3 separate regions of the Homo sapiens genome follow, and all the other regions are linked to region 1. Evidence: chromatin loops called from intact Hi-C (ENCODE). Cell type or tissue: heart left ventricle. All regions are shown on one strand.

Evidence for each region. A loop is a pair of places that touch in the nucleus more often than their neighbours do. Peaks named below come from ENCODE experiments on the same cell type or tissue, not always from the same donor. Only the 100,000 strongest peaks of a DNase experiment are listed, where the experiment ranks them.
Region 2: a loop joins it to region 1, with 4 times the contacts of the local background. A loop is called at or near these places in 51 of 110 quality-filtered maps.
Region 3: a loop joins it to region 1, with 6 times the contacts of the local background. A loop is called at or near these places in 19 of 110 quality-filtered maps.

The regions. Positions count from the first base shown.
Region 1 is chr3:42,544,317-42,552,316 of GRCh38, forward strand. It overlaps SEC22C (SEC22 homolog C, vesicle trafficking protein), which reads right to left. Exons shown (of 7, transcript NM_032970.4): 7 at 3,653-8,000. Among named protein-coding and RNA genes, the nearest start is that of VIPR1-AS1, 16 kb to the left of the region's middle. In heart left ventricle, CTCF peaks have their summits at 858, 3,309 (motif pointing left) and 3,524; DNase peaks (open chromatin) are centred at 615 and 3,325; H3K27ac peaks cover 1,355 bases.
Region 2 is chr3:42,225,521-42,233,520 of GRCh38, forward strand. TRAK1 (trafficking kinesin protein 1) reads left to right here. Exons shown (of 16, transcript NM_001042646.3): 16 at 1-370. Among named protein-coding and RNA genes, the nearest start is that of CCK, 37 kb to the right of the region's middle. In heart left ventricle, a CTCF peak has its summit at 4,517 (motif pointing right); no DNase peak of the experiment used is centred here.
Region 3 is chr3:41,890,851-41,898,850 of GRCh38, forward strand. It overlaps ULK4 (unc-51 like kinase 4), which reads right to left. Exons shown (of 37, transcript NM_017886.4): 14 at 7,582-7,642; 15 at 5,972-6,153; 16 at 4,668-4,714. Among named protein-coding and RNA genes, the nearest start is that of ULK4, 67 kb to the right of the region's middle. In heart left ventricle, a CTCF peak has its summit at 3,341 (motif pointing right); no DNase peak of the experiment used is centred here.

The sequences.
Region 1 (8,000 bases):
CATATTTTCATTCAGCAAATAATTACTGTGTGCACAGTTCTAGACACTGAGGATGCAGTGGTGAACATGGCAGAGCCCTTGCCCTCATGGAACTGACCCTCTAATGGTGGAGACAGATAGTAAAAGAGAAAAGTTACAGAAAAAGAAGGCAGGATGAGGGTTAGAGTGAGGGGGGTGCTCTGTTAGTTGGGGTGGCCAGAGGGAATGACAGTGGGGCAAGAGCAGGTCATTCCCCCTCCCTGATGATCAGAGGAATTTAAACCATATGCATCAGAGCTGGGGCTCAGAGATCTTGCAGTCCAGGTCAAAACATCCAGTTCCCTGCCTCTGCAGAAGCAGCCTGGACAGTAGCTAAGGAGAACCAGGTGGCCTGGGGCCTCAGCAGGGTCTGAACTCCCCTAGGCAGGGGCTCAGGGGCTGACCAAGCAGTAAGGAGAGGATGTCTGGCTGGATATGGTGAGGCTTGTTTCTTGGGTCCCTCATTGCAGCAGTGACCCAGGCCCACAGACTCCATCTGGATGTGGAGTGTCCCCCCCGGCTGCCTCCAGCTCAATGTCCTCGGTGCCAAGTGACACAGAACAAGCAGCTCTTGAAAAGACTAATATTTACTCTTCAAACGAGAGCTGGCACAGGCTGTTTCCTGCAACTGGCGTCTGACTCGCCCTGTGGGATGGACACAACAGGAGGCACTCCGGGAGATAGGCAAATGTCCCCTCGGACGCCAGCATTCTGTATGAGACGATGTCTGTGAGATGGGGACAGCATGTTCCAAGGTTCCATTAGACACATCTCATTTCTGCCCGCACACCTCACAGTGGAGAGCTCACTGCCTCTCCAGCCCCTGCTGGACAGCTCTGTGAGAAAGTTCATTCTAATGCTGGCCCTGTGTTCCTTGCCCCGGCCCTTGCTCTGATCCCTGGGGCCTCAGGAAAAGCGCCTGGAATAACCCCCAGGGCTGGGGGAATAAAGGTCCTGGTCACCTTTATTCCTCCCACCCCGACCCGCCTCTGGCTTCACTTCCCCAGGCCCACACTCTGGGCTCTGTGGCCAGAACAGGATATTTCTGGGTTAGGAGGAAGAAATTGCCTTGAGGGCACCTCTGTCCCCCTGCAGCTGTGTTCCTTGTCCTCATGAGAGCCCTTTAGCTGAGTGCCTCATATGGGAAAGTCTTGACCAGGAAACTGCTGGTCAGACGGCTCGAATATGGGAAGGAGAGTCCCTAGTGGCTTGGGGGTCAGAACCAGCTCCCCCTGCCCACTTTCCCCTCTGGAGTCTCTCCTCTATGCTCTTCCCCACCCAAGCCCCCCATGGCTTCCAGAGCCTTCCCTGACCAATATAACCCCAGGCTTGTTTCCCCGCCCCTTCCCCCACCACTGCAGCCCTGTGCAGGCTTAAACACTCTGGCAGCATATGGGGCTTTAGAGCCCCAAAGGCCAGCCTTCTTAACCTTGTCATGTCAACTGCAGGGCTGGGCAAGGCCAGGACAAGATCTCCCAGGGGAAATGCAGGCCCACCCCATTCTCCCAGAGCTCTCATAACTGACTGCTGACACAAGCAACCCTCTTTTTAAAACAATTCCTTATTATCCCTATACCTAACTCCCAAGCTCCTGGTCCCTTGTAAGCAGCCATTCAAGTGTATTTAACATGTATCTTTTCGCATATATCCTCACAAAATATTTTATGGTCTTGTATGCATATATTTCTTATCATATAACGGTGGTTTTTCACTCAGCTCTAAGTTTTGAGGATTCATCCATGTGATGTTACATCTAAATCTGGTACATCTGCCTGCATCGTGGTGCTCCGTGGTGAGCCTGCACACTTTCTTTCCATGATGGATACACAGATTGCTTTCCACCAACACCAGTAAGTCTTCAATGAACATGTCCCCTTGAGGATCTGTATAAGAATTTTCCTGGGACAAATAACCAGAAGTCAAATTTCCACTTCACAAGGTGTGCACTCTTAACTTGGGTAAGTAGGCTGTATTAGTTTGTTTAGGCTGCCCTAACAAAGTAGCACAGTCTGGGTGGTTTAAGCAGACATTTATTTTCTCATGGGTTGGGACTTCAACATGTGAATTTTGGGGGAACAGAATTCAGCTCTTAACAGTGGCATGGCTCTGCAGATTGGCCGTGCCTCTCTACTCACTGCCACCTCGCACGAAGTCCTGCATCTCCACACTCCCTCTTGCACTTAGTGCCATAGAGCTTTGCAAGATTTGCCAAACTCATAGGTGTGAGGTGGTCTTATTGTTGTTTGAATGTGTATTAATGATTTAAAATCTCTTCATATGCTTATTAGCTTTTTACGTTTTCTCTTCTGTTAATTGTCTGCACATTTTCTAGTGGGGTTGCTCTTACTTGCTGATTTACAGGAATTTCTTCTGTTATTAATCCCTTAGTGGTTTCTGGCATCATAAATATCTCCTCCCATTCTTTTAACTTTGCCCATGAAATCCTTATTTGTATATAGTCAAATTCATCAATCATTTTGCCTTAAGGCAGTCCTTTTCCGCCACAAGCCACAAAGATAATCTTCAAGTTCTGCAACATATTCCACAGATTTTGCCGTCCACATTTGACTTAAGAAGTCCTTTTCCACCACAAGCCACAAAGATAATCTTCAAGTTCTTCAATGTATTCCACAGAATTTGCCGACCACATTTGATCCCAGCAATGTCTTGGTGCTGACTCAGCAGAGCCAGGTGGGCTCCTTAGAGCCTCTCCTCCACTAGCACTGCCCAAAGATGCTTGGCAGCTGTCAGGTAGCACTTCTGCTACCTGGGCCCCTTCAAGGGGTAGGCCCCAAGAAAAAAGAAGGCAACTCACCAGCCAGAACTTCTCATCCAGCCCTCCTGGCATAGAAGGAACATCTTTTATTCTTTGTGGGTATTGCCAAGTGGGGGACAGCCACTTGTTTCCTCCTCAGGGGAAACAGAGCTCCAAACTTTACTGTCACTGGCTCCCTAGAACAAGCCTCAGCTTCTCAACCTGAGCAAAAAAGTGGTTAAAGCAGATGGTGTCTGAAAACTATCAACTACCAAATCCCAGCACCCAATAACTCAGATGTTTATTTTGGAAGTCACTGCCTTCCTCCAAAAGATTCTGATTCAGGACAGATGGTGCAGAGACTCTTGGAGAGTGAATTCCCCAATGTGTTTAGAGGATGGTCAGGAGAGGATAGTGCATTTGCTTTCTTTCTGGGAATTTTATTAGCTGCTATAGGAACAGCCTTTGCTAAAGGCCACCTTCCCTTGGCTGGAAACCTGAGGAGGTGGCCGGCAGCTGCGCCCCCTGGTGGCCATTCTGTGGTCAGGCTGGTCCTGGGAGATGAAACTTCACCTTCACAGTAGACAAGAGCCCAAAACGCGGAGCACGGAAAGTGCCTGCTGCACATAGCAGGGCAGGGGCAGAGCCTGCAAACTGGGGAGGCCTCCCAGCCCCCAGGGCATTGTTGTGACTGCTATTTTGGTTGGGGGTTAGTACTAAAGACTATTTGAGCCCTTGCGCCTGTCTAGGCCTCACTGGACAAGATGACCTGACTTTCACTTCTTTCAACAACCCCCTCCCATTATGTCAGGCCCACATCACACTGTCTAGCAAAGGATCCATAACTCGGAATTTTTCACATAAGTGCAAAGACACATGTTAATAAACACTTTAGATTTATTCTGCCATTTCTGAAGCCACCTCATTTAATTTATACATAGGATATAAATGGCTATACATTTTTACACACTTTTATACAAGTTTAGGTTGTACTACTGAGTTTGTTAAAATGTACCCATTATTTACTCAAAATATTTATTGTTACAAGAAAACCGTAAGAAGCTTGTGTAACATGAACAGCAAGTATTGAAAACGAATATGTAAAGTAAATGGTTTTGCCCTGACTAAATCAGCCTCAGTATTTTATGCTTTTAGTAGAAAAGCCCATTAAACAAAATAGAATCCTGGGGGATCAAATCATATGAATGATTCATGAAATAACACTTCTGAAGCAACCCCAGAATCATATAAATGTAAGGGTTAAAGGTCATATGTACTAAGCATGGGTCAGAGGAATAGAATGGATTTGTTAATTTTACCCTAAATAAAAGGCGCTTGTGGGCAACAGCTCTGCCATCAATACACATGGGCAGATGTTTCCGAATCCAGCCATTCCCAGATTTCACTGACATGCCCTTTTCCACAGGCTCCCTGCTGATGAGATTTCCCCAGCAGCAGAAGTTTGACATCACTGCTCCCGGATGGGAGAATCAGAGCTCTCCTCATTTGGGTCAGGGGTGGCTGGCTCACGAGGTTTGGTCCAACCAGCAGAACCAGCTCCTTGGATCCTGGAATAAACCAAACATCAATGGTACCATGCGCTCTGTGCCCAGGGAGTGAAAGGCAGGTCCAGGGTGGGAAGAAGAGGGGCTGCTACCTTTTGGAGTGAAAAAAATGAGGTTTACACTGTAGTATAACAAAATGCCTTTTTGTAAAGGCCAGAAGAAATGGCTGTGCTGTGCTGCCTGAAGCAGAAAAACCTTCATGTACCAGGTGAATGTAAAGCCTTTCTCCTCCCACACACAATGGACTCACCCAGTATTACCCTCCACTACCACTTTTGACCCTCATAACAGCACCCTGGCGGGGGGGCAGATTGATGTTATCACCATTTACCAGATGAGGAAACTGAGGCCTGATGGGCAGTGATTTGTGCACTGCGACATAGGACTCAGTGAAGAGCCTAGCCAGCTGACGGTCAGCTGACTGGTGCACTCTTTCCCTCACCTTCTCTCTCAAGGGCACAGCTACACTCTTTCTCCACCATTATTAACACTCACAGGGCACAGGTAGAGCGTCCCCAGACCTGTGCAATATTCTACACGAAAACATTTGGAATGTGAGCAATGTCTGAACAGGGGCTTGCCAGGCACATCTGATCACCATAAATGCTCCCACCCCTGCCTGTCCTCACTTGTGCTGCACTATGCAAGCAAGCAGCAGGTTCTCAGAAGGCCACTGTCCTGCATGTCACAATGAGTGGCCAACTCCTTCACAGAACAGCAAATAGCAGCCCTGGCTACAAGGTGCAGTGTGCAACCCCCATATGCCAAGGGGCAGCTGCTATCTTCCAGCAGAGAGAGAACCCCCAGCTCTGCTCCCTACCTATGCCCTGCTTCCTGTGCCTCACACAGCCAGCCTTGCTGGCCTGCTGGCTATTGTCTCTGACTCTGAGCTGTGCTGACCACCAAGTGTTACTCCTCTCCAAGACTTGACTCCCAGGCATGGGTGGGAGAGTTGAACCTCAATGCAATCTGCTCCCACTCTGAAGCTCGTCTACCCACCCCATTTGTTACAATTAAAGATGGTTTTCTCATCCCTCCAGAGACTCCAGTTTCAGACTCTGTCTCCAGAGCTGGAATGTATAGGGCAGAGGTAGAAAGAGGCAGGAGAGTTGGAGAACAAGAGCACCTAGAAAAGAACAGAGGAGCTCAAGCTCATTTAATCAAAATGCTTAAATGTTTTAATTCCAGCATTCTCCAGAGTTCACAGAAAAGAGGGATGCAAGCCCAAAAAGCAAAAGCAGGAGCTTATGGTCACATGCCTCCAGCTGCAGGCAGTGGGGCCTCTGGTACTGAGAGGGAATGCCACCCGAATATGCCCCAGCTGTCTCCACCCAGGAAAAGGAAAGCCAGGTACACTTCTCATCACAGTAAGACTAGCCTAACAGGGGAAAACAGATTTACATGTTTCGTTCATTAGCATATTAGGGAAGGGGAAACCTTTTGGGCTCTGGCCCCGTGGTTGGGAAACCCTTCCTAAGAGCATGGAGCCACACTCTGGCCTTGATACAGTAGATGGGACTTAACACACTCTGATGCTCAAGGCCTTGCAGCATCTGATACCAGAAGGCACCTCTAAAGTTTTGTTTTCAACATTATTTCATCTATTCCCAGATCTAGTCCAGTGATGTCAGCTGCACAGGTAGCATTTAACTACTGGGAAAACAAAAGTGCTACAACAACAGTGAGTCCATGGTGGAGTGAGGATAACTCCTGGGATTTGGAACCAGTTTGCTGGTATCAAGGATCACACAAGAGGCTATAAACCTCCAACCCTGAACCAAGTCAAACCTAAGCCTGGGGATTTCCCTCGGATGAAATCACCAGAACTTCTTTCCTATTTTCAGTCTCTTCCTTCAGTGAGCTGAGGATTCTTTTAGCTAGCTGGATTTCAGTCAAACAATGTTTTTGTGGTCATTACTTGTACTGTTTTTCTAGTGCATCTTTTCCCTTTTGTTTGCAAAAGTCAATCTCACCCCATGTAGATGTTAACTGATATCCACACATTCGACCTGGTGTGGATAACATCTCTGGTAGTGCCTCGGTGGTCAGGAAGCATTACCAGGAAGGACTCATCTTCAAGGACCGTTTCTTTACTGCCTGCTGAATATGGATCATAGGCTCAGATGCCCAAAGCACCTGGGGTACAGGTCTACATGGCAACCCAATGCCACATAGGAAAAGAAAACAGTCCATTTTTAAGCCGTTCTTACCGACTTTTTTTTTTTTTTTTTTTGAGACGGAGTCTTGCTTTGTCACCAGGCTGGAGTGCAGTGGCTCGATCTCGGCTCACTGCAACCTCCACCTCCCGGGTTCAAGAGATTCTCCTGCCTCAGCCTCCTGAGTAGCTGGGGCTACAGGCACAAGCCACCGTGCCCAGCTAATTTTTGTATTTTTAGTAGAGATGGGGTTTCACCATGTTAGCCAGGATGGTCTCGATCTCTTGACCTCGTGATCTGCCCACCTCAGCTTCCCAAAGTGTTATTGACTTTTAAAGCTTTTTTGTTCTTCTCATTTAAAACATTTTACCTCCCCTCCTTAACTTCCCATTCTATTTCACCATCTCTTCAAAATTGTCTCCCAGAAAAACTGAAAATTCACCTGCTGGGTATGCAGAAAATTATGCAGATGTGAAATCAGTGTAGAGACAACTTTGGAGTTTATGTCTGAGTATGCTGCCAATATAATTTTCATATTCAGACTTTTTAGAGACAGGGTTTCACTCTGTCATGCAGGCTGGGGTGCAGTGGTGTGATTATAGCTCATGGAAGCCTCAAACTCCTGGACTCAAGGGATCCTCCTGCCTCAGACTCCCAAAGTGCTGGGATTACAGGCATGTGCCATCACATCCGGCTAATTTTTTTTTTTGTAGAGATGAATCTTACTATGTTGTCCAGGCTGGTCTCAAACTACTGGCCTCAACCGAGTCTCCTGCTTTGGCCTTCCAAAGTGCTGGGAATACAGGCATGAGCCATCATGCCTGGCCCATATCCAAATATTTTATGTTTGGTCAAAAATAGAAAATTCTATTATAAAAAATAAAGTTACTATGGCAACATTTTCCCAACATAGTTCCCAGTATATAAACTTATTTTTCTTAAAATGATAACAAGGTAGCTCAATAACAATACAATACCAGTGATAACCAAATATAATTGAATTTTTCTAAAACTACATTCTTACATTCCCTATCCACTCAACTCTTGTAATGGTTTTCCACTTTTAAAAACTATCAAAATAGGATTTTTAAAAATTTATCAAGACCACATAATGCAGTTGAACACTCAAAGTGTTCCATGCAACTGTGGTTGAACTATTCAGATTCCAGACTTCTACCAAGAACAATCCAAAGAGCAAACTCCCAAAATGACCTCCTGCGTGGTACAAAACAAGCCAGGCTGAAATTTCGGGAAACCTAAGGGATCTTATCCAGAACCATATTTTGGAAAACTGTGATCAATCAATTTTTTGACAGTGAAAGAGAGTAACTTTCCAGAGTATGTGTTAATTATATCTCTATCAAGCTTTAAAAAGTTAACAGATACTTAACTCTTGTTCATAAAAAATGAGGCCCTCAAGCTAATTAAGATGACTGGGAAAGGTGCAGAGGAGTAATTAATTTTGGAGGCGCTCTGGGAACAGGTACACAGGGTACAGTAGTCATC
Region 2 (8,000 bases), 320 kb before region 1:
AGAATAACAAAGGAATATGAAAACCATGGACTGAATGGACCATTTTATGTATTCAGAGAGAGAAGCCACTCATCATTGCCAGAAATACCATGTAAAAATTGGCAGTTCAGAGGTTGCAATACTTAGTATAGTAAATAAATAAACGGTCAACATTGTGCAACCACTACCAAAAAGTGTGTTGTAATGCATCAAAAATCAACACAATTTTATTCACTAATGAGTATCAATAAAATAAGTTCAAATGATGGAAACCACACTGGTATTCTGATTTGTATTTTGTTTTTATCTTTTCATCAAGGAGACGATCTCTTTATGTAAGACTTGAAAGTGTTTAGCTCTTTGCAAAATTAAATGAAAGGCATATACTTCACATACTGTTACATGCCTTCTTTCTTTCAACATGATATCATACCTTAGACAACTTTCCAGTCAGACTCTGAAGATGTCCCTCACTTTTCAGGGCTGTGTACTATTCCACTGTGTGCATACACCTGCTGTGAATTATACATACCTTTATGAACCATCCCTTACAGATGGTCACTGGGATAATTCTTTTTTTTTTTTTTTTTGTGGAGACAGGATCTCACTCCATTGCCCAGGCTGCAGTACAGTGGCACGAACATGGCTTACTGCAGCCTTGACCTCCTGGGCTCAAGTAATCCTCCTGCCTCAGCCTCCCAAGTAGCTGGGATCACAGGTGTGTGCCACCATGCACAGCTAATTTTTATTTTGTATTCTTTGTAGAGGTGGGGGTCTCACCGTGTTGCTCATGCTCTTCTTGAAGTCCTGGGCTCAAGCAATCCTCCTGCCTCAGCCTCCCAAAGCACCGAGATTACAGGTGTGAGCCACTGTGCCTGGTGTCACTGGGTTAATTCTAATCTTTTGCTATCACGGTACTGTAATGAAAAAACCTTACATATATGCAATTGTCCACATATGTGAGTACATCTGTGAAATAAATTCCTGGATGGTTATTGCCAAATTGCCTTCCATAGAGTTAAGAGACAACCAAGGACAGTGGAGGTCCACCAGATGGAGAATTGTGAGAAGAACAAAAGAAAAAAATAAATATTCTGCCACCTCAATATTTGAAAGCAGTGAGATTATGCAAATAAACACTGTGGTAGGATGTGGCATCATGGATTTTAAGTCAGGTGCTAACCATTTGGCAGTGGTGTGACCTTGGGCAAGCCACTTACCCTCTTTAGGTCCTCCATTTTTTTTTTTTTTAAACCTGTGACATGAAAACAGTAATGCACCTTAGAGTTAATTAGTTGAGTCAATGTATTTTGAGCACCTACCATGTGCCAGGCATTTAAGTACTGGGGACGAATAAGTGAGCCAGTTTCTGCTGTCACGGAGTGTACAATCTAGAGAGAACAACACCAAGTGTAGAATAACAAGGGCTGTGCAGAGAATTAAAACAGGGTGGTGTGAAGGAGTGGGTGGCTGCTTTGGATTGGACAGTAAGAGAAAGCCACTCCAGGGAGGGGTACTTGAGTGAAGCATGTGAGATCTGGCACAAGAGCATTTCCGCAGAGAGAGCAGCTGGTGTAAAGGCCCGGAGGCAGAAAAGCACTTTGGTGCGTTCGAAGAACTAAGAGAAGGCCTGTGTGGTAGTGGGCTGGTAGGATCGAGGGAGCGTGGTGGTAGCAGAAATTATGGTGCTCACCAAATGATTCATCAGATCCCCATTTCCCAGCCATTGCAGTCGAGCAGGTCACATGATTAGTGGCTGGCCAATGGGCAATAAGCAGAGAAAAACCCGTGCATGACTCTGTGCTCCTCTCTTCCTGTGTGTTAAACCCTCAGGTCACGTATTGAAGTGCTGGAGTCTCCACCATCCTGAGTCTCCAAGTATGTGGACCAGAGCTTCCTGCCAACCTATTTGACATGTAACCTGATGGAGAAATAAACTTTGTTGTTAAGCCAGTAAGATTTTTTGATAGTGCCTTAGAATCCCAGGTATAGGGCCCAGGTATCTGTGTTTTAACAAGCCCTCAAGGTGATTCTGGTGTGCACCATAGTTTGAGACCCACTGCACTAGACCAGGTGGAGTTTGGGTGGGAGTTCTGCTGTGGGACGCAAATTCCCCTTTCCAGTCTCTCCTTGTCTCAGGGGCTCTAAGAAGGTCAGATAGCCGCAGCCCATCTTAATTGAAAGGAAGAGAGAGAGAGTGGGTGGGCAGGGAAAGCTTTGAGGTAAGGTGACCCTGTATCTGGGTTTCCAGGATTTGCCAAGTGGGGAAGGCATTCCAAGCAGAGGAAGGATGGAAAGGGGATCCTAGAATGCATTCCTCTATGCCCTTCCTTACAGTAGAAGGAAGGTGAATGACAAATACAGAAGGGACAATAGAATTAGAAAAACTACCATTTCACTGGGTGTAGTGGCTCATGCCAGTAATCCCAGCACTTTGGGAGGCCGAGACGGGCGGATCACCTGAGGTTGGGAGTTCAAGACCAGCCTGACCAACATGGAGAAACCCCGTCTCTACTAAAAATACAAAATTAGCCGGGCACGGTGGCGCATGCCTGTAATCCCAGCTACACGGGAAGCTAAGGCAGGAGAATCGCTTGAACCCGGGAGGCCGAGGTTGCGGTGGGCCGAGATCGTGCCATTGCACTCCAGAACAAGAGCGAAACTCCGTTTCAAAAAAAAAGAACAACCACCGTTTTGAAACCATAATACTAACTAATTCAGACAACAATGGATATTGAAACCATTGGGTAAAAATTCGTTAGGCAGCAGAATATTTACACCCATTGTATCTTCCCACAGAATGCTTATTACTTACAAAGGGGGGACAATATCTTTGCAGTGGATAACTCTGTGGTACGCCACTTTAAACAAGTCGTAAAATTTAACATTACCCAAAATGGGACAAACTGCTATAAGACATCACCTGTTATGAGATGTACTGGGAGAGACACACATCATGCTGTGCTGTTCCTGCCACAAATGCAAAACCTGAACCATGTGGTTGACATTTTGAGGGACATTTATTATTTTGTAAAACAATGTACCTATCCCTTTAAAAATTGTCAGTTTCATGACAAAGACTAAGGAACTGTTCCAGATTAAAGGAGAATAAAGAGACAAGGCAACGAATGCAGTTCATGATCTGAATGGGATACTGGAGTGGGAAAAAATGCTATAAAAGACAGTGTTGGGACAACCAGAAATTTGAATATATAGCATGTATTTTTAAAATTGTATCAATATAAAATTTACTGAGATTGATAATTGCACTGTGTATATGTAAGGGCATGTCCTATTTCCTAGGAGCTAAAGGATTAAGATAAAGGGGCTTGGTGTCTGCAAGTCACTTTGAAGTGTTTTCGGAAAAAGTAAAGAATAAACTTAAATAATAAAAAGGTGTGGGAGCAAAAAGAGTTCATCTCAAAAGATGGGAAGCCCTCTAATGCCCTCTACTGATAGATGTTTTGTAAACCCTAGAAGGCATTCTTCTGTCTCATGTGTGACGGGAGGATGTTCAAGGTGGTTTGGTGCATCGTCCCTGTTCTATGCCGAATTTCTTCATGTGTATCCCAAGCCCTTCTCCCAGCCCAGGAAGTTCAAAAGAGGACGTCATGGCCTAAGGGAGAAGTTGTCAAAGAGGCATTTGGTGAGACCAGAAAACAAAGATAATAAAATTCCTGGTTTTCAAACATGAAAGGAAGGAAGGACAAAGCTGAGTACATGTTTTGGTGTGAGACCAAAAGATTTAGAAGGAAACTTGTGGAGCCAGTTTTTCTCTCTCTCTCTTTAAAAAAATATATATATATATATATATTTAAAAATTTTTAAATCATCAAGTTGGTGAAACAGTTTCTCTTTTTACTGCTTACTCCTCCTGTGCTACTCCTGCTTGCCAAACACAAAGGACAAGGACTTCATGCAGATTCTCCAGGCCGTGGGAGTTGGAAGGGATGCCAGCGTTCAACCGGTGTGGGAGCCTTTGTCCTTTCCCCATCTGTGGGCCACATCCAAGGTTATAGGAGAAGCCCCTGATGAGTTTGGGGCTCCAAGGACAGATGAGCTCATTTGGCAGGGGTCCTGGGGAAGTAAGGATGTTCCAGAGCCCCTCCCCAGCAACTCACCCCATCACAGGGCAGGGACCACATGGGGCAGTGAGGAAGTAGAAGTGCCAGCAGATACGTCTCAGTGGAGAAGTCCCAGGAGATCCTGAAGTACCTGGCCCCAGACAGATGTGGGAATCATTCCACACACTGCCTGGGAGCAGAGAGGCAGGTATGTCCTGAAGAGCCTTGCCAACAGGACAAAGGAAGTGGACACCAGCCTCCCCCGCAGCTCTGGCCAGTGCCAGCACCCAGAACCTAGATGCCACCTGGGGAGAAGTTGGTGGAGGAAGAAAGTCATGCTGAATTACCTGAGTCAATTGAGAGCTTATAATAGGGATTAAGTCGAGATTTAGAAAAAAATGAAATTTTTTGTGCATCTGAGCTCACGGCTCAAAAACATCATATCCTAAAAGGAATTCTTTTTCTGTAGCCAGCAGAGGGCACTTGGAGACAGCAAAAGACCTGAAGAAACCGCCCTAATCCAATCACAAGATCAGATGGGTTTGCTTTTCCCTGGAAAGTAGTTCAGGGCGGGCAACTCTGCCTCCTGGAACCCCCAACATCCTCACTGTAAACAGAGTGCTTGTTTCTGGGGTGCAAGTTGAGAGGAAATGGCCAGGAAGAAGGCCTGGCCCCTCACATTCCAGAGCCCCTCCTTGGGACCAGGAGTCTGACGTCCCTTCTGGAGCTTCAGTGGATTCTCGGGGCTGCTGTGGTTGGCGGAGGGCGGGGGGGTGGTGGAGGGGGGAAAGGCGGGTGGGTAGGGGTGCCATGCCAGATCCCCAAGGACTCCTTAGGTGGAGGAGTCTTCCCTCCTGAGCCTGGGTTCCTCCGTCCCACTCTTCGTCTCAAGATGTCCTGAGTCCTCCCTCAGTGTGACTCAGTTCCATGCTGCTCTGGGAATCCAGAGAGGAACCGACACAGTCCCAGCCCTTGAAAGGGGCTCCGTCTGCGCAGGCAGCAGAAGTGGTCATGATGACAGTGGAGGGAGTCCCTCTGCTTGGGGTCTCAGAAGCCACTTGAAGAAGGCATGAGCATGGTCTCAGTTCTCCAGGGGAACTGGAGGGAGGCATTCCAGAACAAGAGGACAGCGTGTGCACAGGCTTGGGGTGCAAGTGAAGAAATTAATCATAGAATGAGGAGGAGGCCACCTTGCCTATCATCCTGCTGCACCAGGAAGTAGAAAGACATTTTTAAAAAGTTTACAAAACGTATTCTGTATTAGAGTGCTTCCCACCTTATGAAATCAACCCGCTCCTTTCTAATGCATCTTCTTTTTAGAAAATGTTTTCTTTGCTTTTTTTTTCTGAAAACATCCGAAAGTAAGAGCCTTTCCTCCGTACTACTTTAGCCTGTAGTTCCTAAGTTCTATAAAGCCACAGCACGATGACTGAATCCAGGGTTAAAGGAAATGTTTGCTTGGCAGTACTTGGGCATTCACCATGCCAAATGCCCAAAGTTCAGGCTGATCCTGCTCTGAAGTCCCAAAGAATTGAAAACCAGTGAGAGAAATCCAGGCCTTTAGCTTAGACCAGCAGCCTCCAGGACCAGCAGCGCTGAGGCTCAGCAATGCCTGTACATCGATGTGACAAGATTCAGGGGAAAAAAGTAAGAGAGGGAACCTAGGGCCCCCCAAGAGCAGGGAAGGGCAGAATCCAGCAGGGTTTCCAAGGGCCAGGCAGCTGGTAGCAGTGGGGACCATTGATAGAGGAGATTCTCAAGTGACAGGCAAAGGCTTAAGTACTTCTTTTCAAAAAAGAAAGAACAGTGATGTATTGTTCTCCCACACCTCAATTGCATAAACTCATAGTCCTCCCTGGGGCCTCTATTAAGTCACCTGTGACACTAAGGACCAGAGTAGCAGCAGTAGCCTTGGACCCCGACTCTCCTGTTTGCATGATTTCCAGCCAATGGTGGCCTTTGCCACCCTTGGGCCACTAGCCTATGACTGGAGAAGAAATTGTACTGTGTGTTTAGCTGTTCCAGAGTTCTGCAGAAACTGTGGAAGTGACCCACCAAAGAAAGTGGAGTTGCCTGGCTCAGGAACCCAGTATGTAAGCACCCCCAACCCCACCAGTTGTAGTCCTGGCTCTGGTCCCCCTCTGCTGCTGCCCTCTCAAGGCTCGAGTCCTGACCCAGAGTGACTGTTCACAGGGGTGAAGGGCAGTTAATCTGGTGTAAATAGCCAGCCACATCTCTGGGACTTTACGGATGCATAGAACCATACTTCTCAAATCTTAGTGGTGAAAGACTGGTGTGTTGTTTTTTAAAATTTGTATCATCTGTCCATCATGGGCCAATATTTTTATAAAATACAATAATAAAGAATTTCAGGAAAAATAAAATACATCCAAAGAAGTATAAAATACAAGCCAAAATTTTAAAATATTAGTTTCAACAGACATTAAATTACCTTTCAAAGCCAGGCACAGTGGCTCACACCTGTAATCCCAGCACTTTTGGGAGGCCAAGGCTGGTGGATCACCTAAGGTCAGGGAATTTGAGACCAGCCTGACCAACATTGTGAAACCTTGTCTCTACTAAAAATACAAAATTAGCCGGGCCTGGTAGCGTATGCCTGTAATCTCAGCTACTTGGGAGGCTGAGGCAGGAGAATCGCTTGAACCTGGGAGGCAGAGGTTGCAGTGAGTGAGATTGTGCCATTGTGCTCCAGTCTGGGCAATAAGAGTGAAACTCCGTCTCAAAAAAAAAAAAAAATTACCTTTTAAAAATATGAGAACAAACAGGGAAATATAAAAGAATTATGAGGTTAGTACGTATTATTCATTGAAAGTGTACCTAGAGCATTTAATACAGATTCACTATTATACTCCTGTCATTCTGCAGTTATAACTAAACAAAAAGTTACAAGTGAAGCCGTGATTTTTTATATTACATACATACTCTCACTTTGAATATATATCAATATTGAAGTTTTATTTTTTCTTTTATTTTCTTTTTTAATTATAGCAAATATTGCCTGATACAATATTCAAGTTTTTAATGTGATAAATGAGGATTGGATTCTTTTAATTTATCTCAGCTAGTTCAGATTAACAATAGTGTTATTTGCAGGGGATAACATATAAGCTTGTGTTTTCTTTTAATAACACTCACAATAGAGAAACCAGCCTCAGAGAGAGATGTTGGTTGGAAAGGAAGATAAGACATTTAAAGTAATTTTTTGGCCAAAATTTTTCTATGAGGCTTTGTTTTACAATCTGTAAAGTCTGGCTAACAAATGAACAATACAAATTTTATATCTCCAACTTAGATAATAATATTAAACTATAAATTTTTAAAAACTTGATTAGAATTAACTTGATGGTAAAAGTAACAAGTTAGAAAAATAAAGAAATGCTTGGGCAGGCGCAGTAGCTCACGCCTGTAATCCCAGCACTTTGGGAGGCCAAGACGGGCGGATCACCTGAGGTCAGGAGTTCGAGACCAGCCTGGCCAAAATGGCAAAACCCCGTCTCTACTAAAAATACAAAAATTAGCCGGGTCTGATGGTGGGCGCCTGTAATCCTAGCTACTCAGGAGGCTGAGGCAGGAGAATCGCTTGAACCCTGGAGGTGGAGGTTGCAGTGAGCAGAGATCGCGCCACTGTACTCCAGCCTGGGAAACAGGGCGAGACTCAGTCTCAAAAAAAAAAAAAAAAGAAAAAAAAGAAATGCTTACATTTGCTCAGATTTTTATATGCTTTTGACTTACGGTTGACAAACTAACCTTAAAATCTCATGGGTTGTAATGTGGTCCTCCTGCCTGTGGTCAGTTTGCTGCCTGTCCACCCAAAACTCACCATTAGAGTGCAATGACACTTGAATGGTCCACACCATTGGCATGTACTTGGACAACGTGGCAATGCAAATTGCTTGAAAAGTAACCATTTACTCTCAGTTTCTGTTCTTATTTCAT
Region 3 (8,000 bases), 650 kb before region 1:
GAAGGGATGCGGGGAAGAAAGGGACAGAAGGGGGAAGGAAGGGACGGGAGGGGGAAAGAAGGGACGGGAGGGGGAAAGAAGGGACGGGAGCGGGGAAAGAAGGGACGGGAGGGGGAAAGAAGGGACGGGAGGGGGAAAGAAGGGACGGGAGGGGGAAAGAAGGGACGGGAGGGGGAAAGAAGGGACGGGAGGGGGAAAGAAGGGACGGGAGGGGGGAAGGAAGGGACGGGAGGGGGAAAGAAGGGACGGGAGGGGGGAAGGAAGGGACGGGAGCGGGGAAGGAAGGGACGGGAGCGGGGAAGGAAGGGACGGGAGGGGGAAGGAAGGGACAGGAGGGGGAAAGAAGGGATGGGAGCGGGGAAAGAAGGGACGGGAGGGGGAAGGAAGGGACGGGAGCGGGGAAGGAAGGGACGGGAGCGGGGAAGGAAGGGACGGGAGCGGGGAAGGAAGGGACGGGAGCGGGGAAGGAAGGGACGGGACAAGACGGGACTGGAGGGAGGGAGGGAGGGAGGGAGGCAGGCAGGCAGGCAGGAAGGAGCAAATTAGTAAAAAGAGATTCCTAGAGACAATCTAGTAAAATTTACAGGCCTGAAATGAAAAGAAAAGCTAACTCAAACAAGTCACACAGAAGAGGGAAAAAAAAAAAAAAGGTAAGGTTTACCCACAAGTCCTACAGAACTACAGTTAGTACAAGGAAGAGAGCTCAAACTCCAAAGCATGGCACAGAGGTAAGCCACTGAGAGGCCTTCTTGAAAACAAACAAAAAATACTAACAGCCAGGCGCGGTGGCTCATGCCTATAATCCCAGCACTTTGGGAGGCCAGAGCAGGTGGATCACCTGAGATCAGGAGTTGGAGACCATCTGGCCAACACGGTAAAACCTCATCTCTACAAAAATACAAAAATTAGCCGGGCATGATGGCAGGTGCCTATAATCCCAGCTACTCGGGAGGCTGAAGCAGAAGAATCACTTGAACCCGGGAGGCAGAGGTTGCAGTGAGCTGAGATTGTGCCACTGCACTCCAGCCTGAGTGACTGAGCGAGACTCCGTCTCAAACAAACAAAAAAAAACCTACCAAATGATAAAATCTAATCAACCAAGAGAAGAACTACAGCAAAGAAACAGGAAAACTATGTTTTTAATTAAAAAATTTATGATGGATGAGCATTTACTTTACCTTATTCAAGTATAAAACTCTTATTTGAAAAATAGAAAAATTCCTCCTAAATTCATATCTCAAAAAGGCACTTGCCACAGTAAAAAGCAACCTATGTAATGAGAGAAGATATTTGCAATCATTTATCTGACAAGGGGTTAATATCTAGAATATATAAAAAATACCTACAACTCAACAACATAAAACTCAGTTCAAAAATTGGCAAATGACTTGACTAGATCTTTCTCCAAAGAAGATATACAAATAGCCAACAATCACACGAAAAGATGTTCAACATCACTAGTCACAAAATACAAATCAAAACTGTAAGATACTACTTCACACCCATCAGGATAGCTGTTAGCAAAAAACAAAAACAGAAAACACTAATGTTCACAGCAGCATTGTTCACAATAGCCAAAAGATATAAACAAGCCAGTGCCCAACAACAGATGAAAAGATAAACAAAATGTAGTATATGCATACAACGGAATATTATTCAGCCTTAAAAAGGAATGAAATGCTGACACATGTTAGTTATAACATGGATGAACCTTGCAAATGAAACCAGCCCAATTGTCCTATAGAACTGATGTTTACAGTCTTTTAAAATAAACGTAGAAATTGACCCTCCCAGTCTTAAAACTTGAGGAAGTTACATTTGTCTTATCTGAGTTCCTTTCTTGGGAAACCAACCATCAGGCCTCCCAGATAGTTATCAAGGAACTGAAACTTACCAAATCACCATATCTGGACCATAAGACACCAGACCCCCTCACCCATTACAATTGCCTAACCAACTACCTGCTTCCTGTTGACCAATTCCTCTTCCTCACCCTTCCTTGATTCCTGTTTTCCCATACATGGTTATATTTCTTCCCTGCTAAATACATCCCTGGTTTTAGTCAGTTGAGGAGACAAATTTGAGACTGATCTCCCATCTCCTTAGCTGCAGCACCCAATTGAAGCCTTCTTCCCTAGCAACACTCATTGTCTCCGTGATTGGCTTTCTGTGCTGTGAGCAACAGGACTTAAACCAAACCCCTTGATATTTCAGTAGCAATATGAGGTACTCACCATAAGCAAATTCACAAAGATAGAATAAGTAGAGTATAGGTTACCAGGACTGGGGAAGGAAAGGGGAAGTTACTGTTTAATGGGTAAAGAGCTTCTGTTTAAGATGATGAAAAAGTTTTGGAAATGAATAGTGGTGATGGTTATACAACAATGAGAATGAACTAAATGCCATTATATACATAAAAATGGCTAAAATGGAATATTTTAAATTATGCATAATTTACAATTAACAAATTTTTTAAATTACAGTATTACACTATTACTATATGTGAATTATACCTCAAAGTTGACTGGCAAGGATAAAAGGATATACAATTTGATAAATACTCAATGTTGGAAGTTCTAACAAAAGGCATTTTAAACACATTGACTGGGATTATATATTGATACAATTTTTTTAAGAGTATTTCAGCAATTTTTCAGAAGTCACAAAAATATTTACTGCCTTCTATCCATCTGTTCTAATTCTACAAATCTTCCCTAAAGAGAAAAAGAAAAAGCAGGCACAAAGATTTATTCTCAAAAATGTTCATCAAAATATTATTTACAACATTATAATACTATCCAAAAATAGTAAATAAAATGATCAGATATTCACAACATATAAAAAGTTTATCTTAAGTATTATGTATTTTATTTTTAAATGTTAATAATAACATTTACAATACGTAATATATATGTTACAGGGGAAAACAAACATAAAATTATATCATGTGATTCTAATTTTTTATATACAAAACAAAACTAAAGAATAAATATATCTACGTCAATAATAATTATCTCCCAGACTAAGTTAAGGACCCTTTATCATATGCTGTCAAGGTAATATAACCTGAGGTCAGAGAAAACGTCGCTGGAAGTGGCTTTGAATGGAGAAAGAATAAAAGAGGATTCCTACCAGAGAACTTGTCTACCTCAGTATCACTTTATTCAAATTAAAACTGTTTTACAATCAAACTTCAATTTTTAAAAGTGGGGGAAAAAAACAGTATGTGTGAATTTTGGTATCCAAGGGGATACTAAAACCAATCTCCGGGCTGATACAGAAGGATGACTGTACTTGGAAATGATCTGGAATGTCTGTTTTAAAATGTCAGCAGGGGGCACCCCATTCAAGGATATAACACATTTTAAATAAAGGTGTTTAAATAAGTATTTCATTGATTCATTTTTAATGAGCATACCATGAGCCTTCTCAAAGTATTAAATACTCAACCATTACCTAAAAATCCTACTTTTTATTACCAGATTTTACTTTGGGAGAGTAACATTAGAAGATGTATAGTAAGAACTACCCTTATTATTAAGCATTTTCTAAACTTCTATTGGTTCACCCATATTTCACCAACATAGAAGAATAATTATTATCATACCAGTGCCACAATCCACAAAATCCTTTCGCCTCCATTTTTTCATGTGCCTGTCCTAACAATCATGAGATAAGCAAGCTTGATGATAATAACTACAACTTCTACAACCCCAACCCCATTGTAAATGAAATACCCACTAAGAATCAGGCACTATACAAGGTATCTCATATATTTACCTCATTCAAAGTTGAATAATTACCAAAAATCTATGAAGCAGTTATCCCATCCCAATTTTACAGATGAGGAAACTGAGGCTCAGCAATTAAAGTACTTGGCCCAGAAAGCTGATCTTTGATCCACACCCAGGTCTGTCTGAATCCTAAACCTATGCCATTTCCTTGTCCCACCCACAGTCCCCAGGAAGCAGAGATTGAGAAAAAGATAATCATTTGGCCAAGTCTTATTGGCAAACAGAACCCAGAGCCTTCTAACACTTGATCTACTGTGCTCTCCACCTGGTATGTTGCTTCTGTAAAAAGCAAGGACACTTCCTTCCATCGGGAGTTTATAAATCATAATCCCATTAGATTGTAAATAACATCTAGGGAAGCTATGTGCTACATGAGGGAAAGATAAGGGTGGCCAAGGGAAACTTCGAGGAAGTATAACTAAATTAATACACAGGGATCAGGGTTTAAGTATTTTATAATCAATACTCAAAACAGTAACAGTTAGCCAGGCACAGTGGCTCACACCTGTAATCCTAACACTTTGGGAGTCAGAGATGGGAGAATCACTTGAGCCCAGGAGTTCAAAACCAGCCTGTGCAACATAGTGAGAGACCTTGTCTCTAAGAAAATAAAAAAACAATAACAGTTAATAAAGTTTCCAGGAGTACCTTAGATAATCCCAGAATTGTATTTGTAATATTAGGAGAAGGGCTATTTTTAATATTCTAAAATTTATCATTGGAATGCCCATAAAAATTGCCTATGAGTAGAGTCATCATTACATCAGAATAATTTATGATAATTATTTAGGACTCTGCTTTTGATAAATATGTGCTCTGTAACTACTTAATAAAGTCATGAAAAATAATTTTTAAAATATAAACGTTACTTACATATCCCAGTTTGGAGCTATCCGCAAATGCTGGATTAGCAATTGGAACTAGAATAAGAAATTTAAGTGTAAAGAAAAGAAAAAATTAAAATGTTTAAGTCACAAAACACAGAAAATGACAGCAAAGTTAACAGCTCAGGACTTTATACAAAGGAAATTTACACTGTACACCAAAAATGGTATTTACTAAATTACAAAGGCACTAGTATACGAATAAGATTAAAATAAAAACTAAGAACAGTATTTTTAGTTTCTCCTACCACTTTATATTCGCTAAATGACTGCCCTTACCTGATAGACACACACCAACTATCAAAAAAAGTAACCTTAATACTATCCTGGAAGCAAATGAACTTAAATTTTTTCAAGCCAATTCCCAAATGAGGGACCACTATAGAAAACACCTCCGAACCACTGTAATTCCTCTCTGAGGATGACTTCAAAAACTCTGCCAATCGATGCTTAAACATGAGCCAAAAGAAACAAAAACCAAAAAAACTCTGACAAATTCCCTTGAGCTTACCAACAGACCAAGACAGTCCAAAAAGTAATATTCCCAGGGGAAGAGGAAAAAAATGTCTTAGAGGATTGATGTCTTCCTTCAATGTCACATCAGAAACCCTGCAGTTTACCAGATGACCCAGTAAAGGAACCGACACCCCCGACCCATTCCACATGGGGAGTTCATTCCAGTCACTAATGAGAAGGTAAAAGGTCTGTCTTATGATATCACTTTTTTTTTATTTTTATTTTTTGAGATGGAGTTTCACTTTTTTTGCCCAGGCTGGAGTGCTGTGGTGCGATCTCAGCTCACTGCAACCTCTGCCTCCCGGGTTCAAGTGATTCTCCTGCCTCAGCCTCCCAAGTAGCTGGGATTACAGGAGTGCACTGCCACACCCAGCTAATTTTGTACTTTTAGTAGAGACAGGGTTTCACCATGTTGGCCAGGCTGGTTTCGAACTCCTGACCTCAGGTGATCCACCCACCTTGGCCTCCCAAAGTGCTGGGATTACAGGCATGAGCCACTACGCCCAGCCTGATTTCAGATTTTTTTTTAAATCTTACAAGTTAACATAAAATGGAAACCTGAGTATTACAAACAAACAAACAAAATAAGTTCAAAATCACCATCTACTGTCATCTACTTTAGGACCTAAGGATTAAGCAGAGGATAATTTTCATAAACCTAAAATCGTGATAAATCAGTTTTTTTGTGGTAGTTAAATCAAATTGTTATTTTAGCACTTGTTTGAGCCTCTATAAAAACACAAATTAAAATGCATAAGGCATGTCACACAGGCTTACCAGGGGGGAATGGAGGAGCCTGGTGGCCACCTCCTGGTGACCAGCCACCACGCACAAATAGCAAAGGAGATTCAGCTTGGCTCGGGAGGCCCCCATGCTCTTCTCAGTGGAGTCGATCTGCGAGCACACTTGTTGCAAAAAGTCATTCCAATCTTGATCTTTCAGAAATAATAACTTATCCACTGCGATGGAAAGAAAATAATAAAAGTACATATGATGAGAAAAAGAACTGCTGGAAACATTACATAAGAAATAAACACAGAATTACGACAGCTAAGATGAGGACAAACATTACACTGTCAAAACCAAAAATACTCCAAAGATGACACTATTTTTATTCGTCCTTCTATATTCCTAATCTCTTTATCTATCCACGGAAACTTTTTAACCACTTCAATGGAAAACTATACTTTCAAATAAAGCAGATGTCTAAAGCAGAACTGTCCCACAACCTACACTATAACAAAATGCAAAGTTCAATACAACTGGAGTAAAAGACAAAAGAGCCTTTGTATAAATAAATCAACTCTCAAATATTGAGAAAAGCACAAATCCTACAGTTCTTAAAAAGTTCCAATAAAATTATTGTAAAAAAAATAACGAGAATAACATGATAGCTAAAAATCACCTGAAATTCCTACCTCCAAATCCCTATACAAAAAAAAGGCAAAATCTAGGAAATGTGATACCCCCTAAAATTAACATATTTTTGGCTGATCTCTATCTTTAGACAAAATAAATTGTAAATATAATCTCCTAAATAACTCAAAGAAGAAAAGGGAAATAGTATTTCCAGGTGATAATTCTCTAGGTTTGCGTAAATAGTCCTACTTGGCACTGAAAGCACTATTAATAATACTTTGCTTCACTTGGCCTTTCAAAAACGTCCTTCTACACAGTTTCTTTTTTGTTTTTATCAGTAATTAAGTTGACCAATATAAACCCTTAGCTGGTTTATTTAAACCTAAATATATTTTAAATTTACTTCAAATCATAGATTCTACTCTAGCCACGATGAATAATTTTCCCCAAATCGAGTTTAACAGCTTAAAATATAATTTGTTAAACGAAAAAACCAATTTAAGGTATGTAAAAATTTCTGATGGTCACCCTAAATAAGACTTTCATTAGCTCAACAGAAATGTAATAATTATCCCTTAAGTATCTCCACTCCCACACCACCTCCACAGTCATGAACCACCTAGTCCCATTCTCAAATGTCCTGGTCCCTCTAATAGAATCCCAATCCTTCATTGTTGTCCCCAACCCTGTGCACCTATACCAGCCATAAATGGTGGAAATTCAACCAGCTCTAAGGGAAGGGAGGAGAAGACCTCCCACCCACTCTACAGGAAAACTTGCCCAGATCTACAGGAACCTCCCCACCCACAATAGGACTGGGCAGCCCAGACTCAGCTAAGAAATGTCAACAGCTGGCACAAATGAATTACAGATTGTTTACAATTCGTGTAACACTGCCCCAAGAATATAGCCAATTGTCAAGACAAAATAAATTTAGTTATTCACATATATTCTATTTGCAAATAAATTTCATATTTGTATCTGTATACAAAGAGTCTACATGTTCGATAAGTCCTTTATGATCCTACCTGAATATGTTGGTAGATGCAATATTTTTGCATCAAATTTAACTGGTGGCTGTTTCATTATCTGTGGTTTAAAAAAAAAGAAAGCTTTTGAGACAATTTTTAAGATGGATATCTGTCTCCTTATATGTCCCTTATGTCAGATAATAAATCAATGAGGACAAAAAAAGAATGTGCAAAATTTGTTACCAAAAAGAATAAGAACAATGACTTTTCGGATTAAAACACACAAATATAGATAATATTTTTTATAATCATTTCAATTGATATCTGTAATAAAATAAAGCTTCATAGAAAACATTCACTCCTATCTTGGCTTACTTTTTAGCTAATTTACCTCTAATTAGAAATTCAGTCATTCAACAAATATCTATTGGGTACCTGCCAAGGTAAGGCTCTATGCCAAGTGCTAATGGGGATAC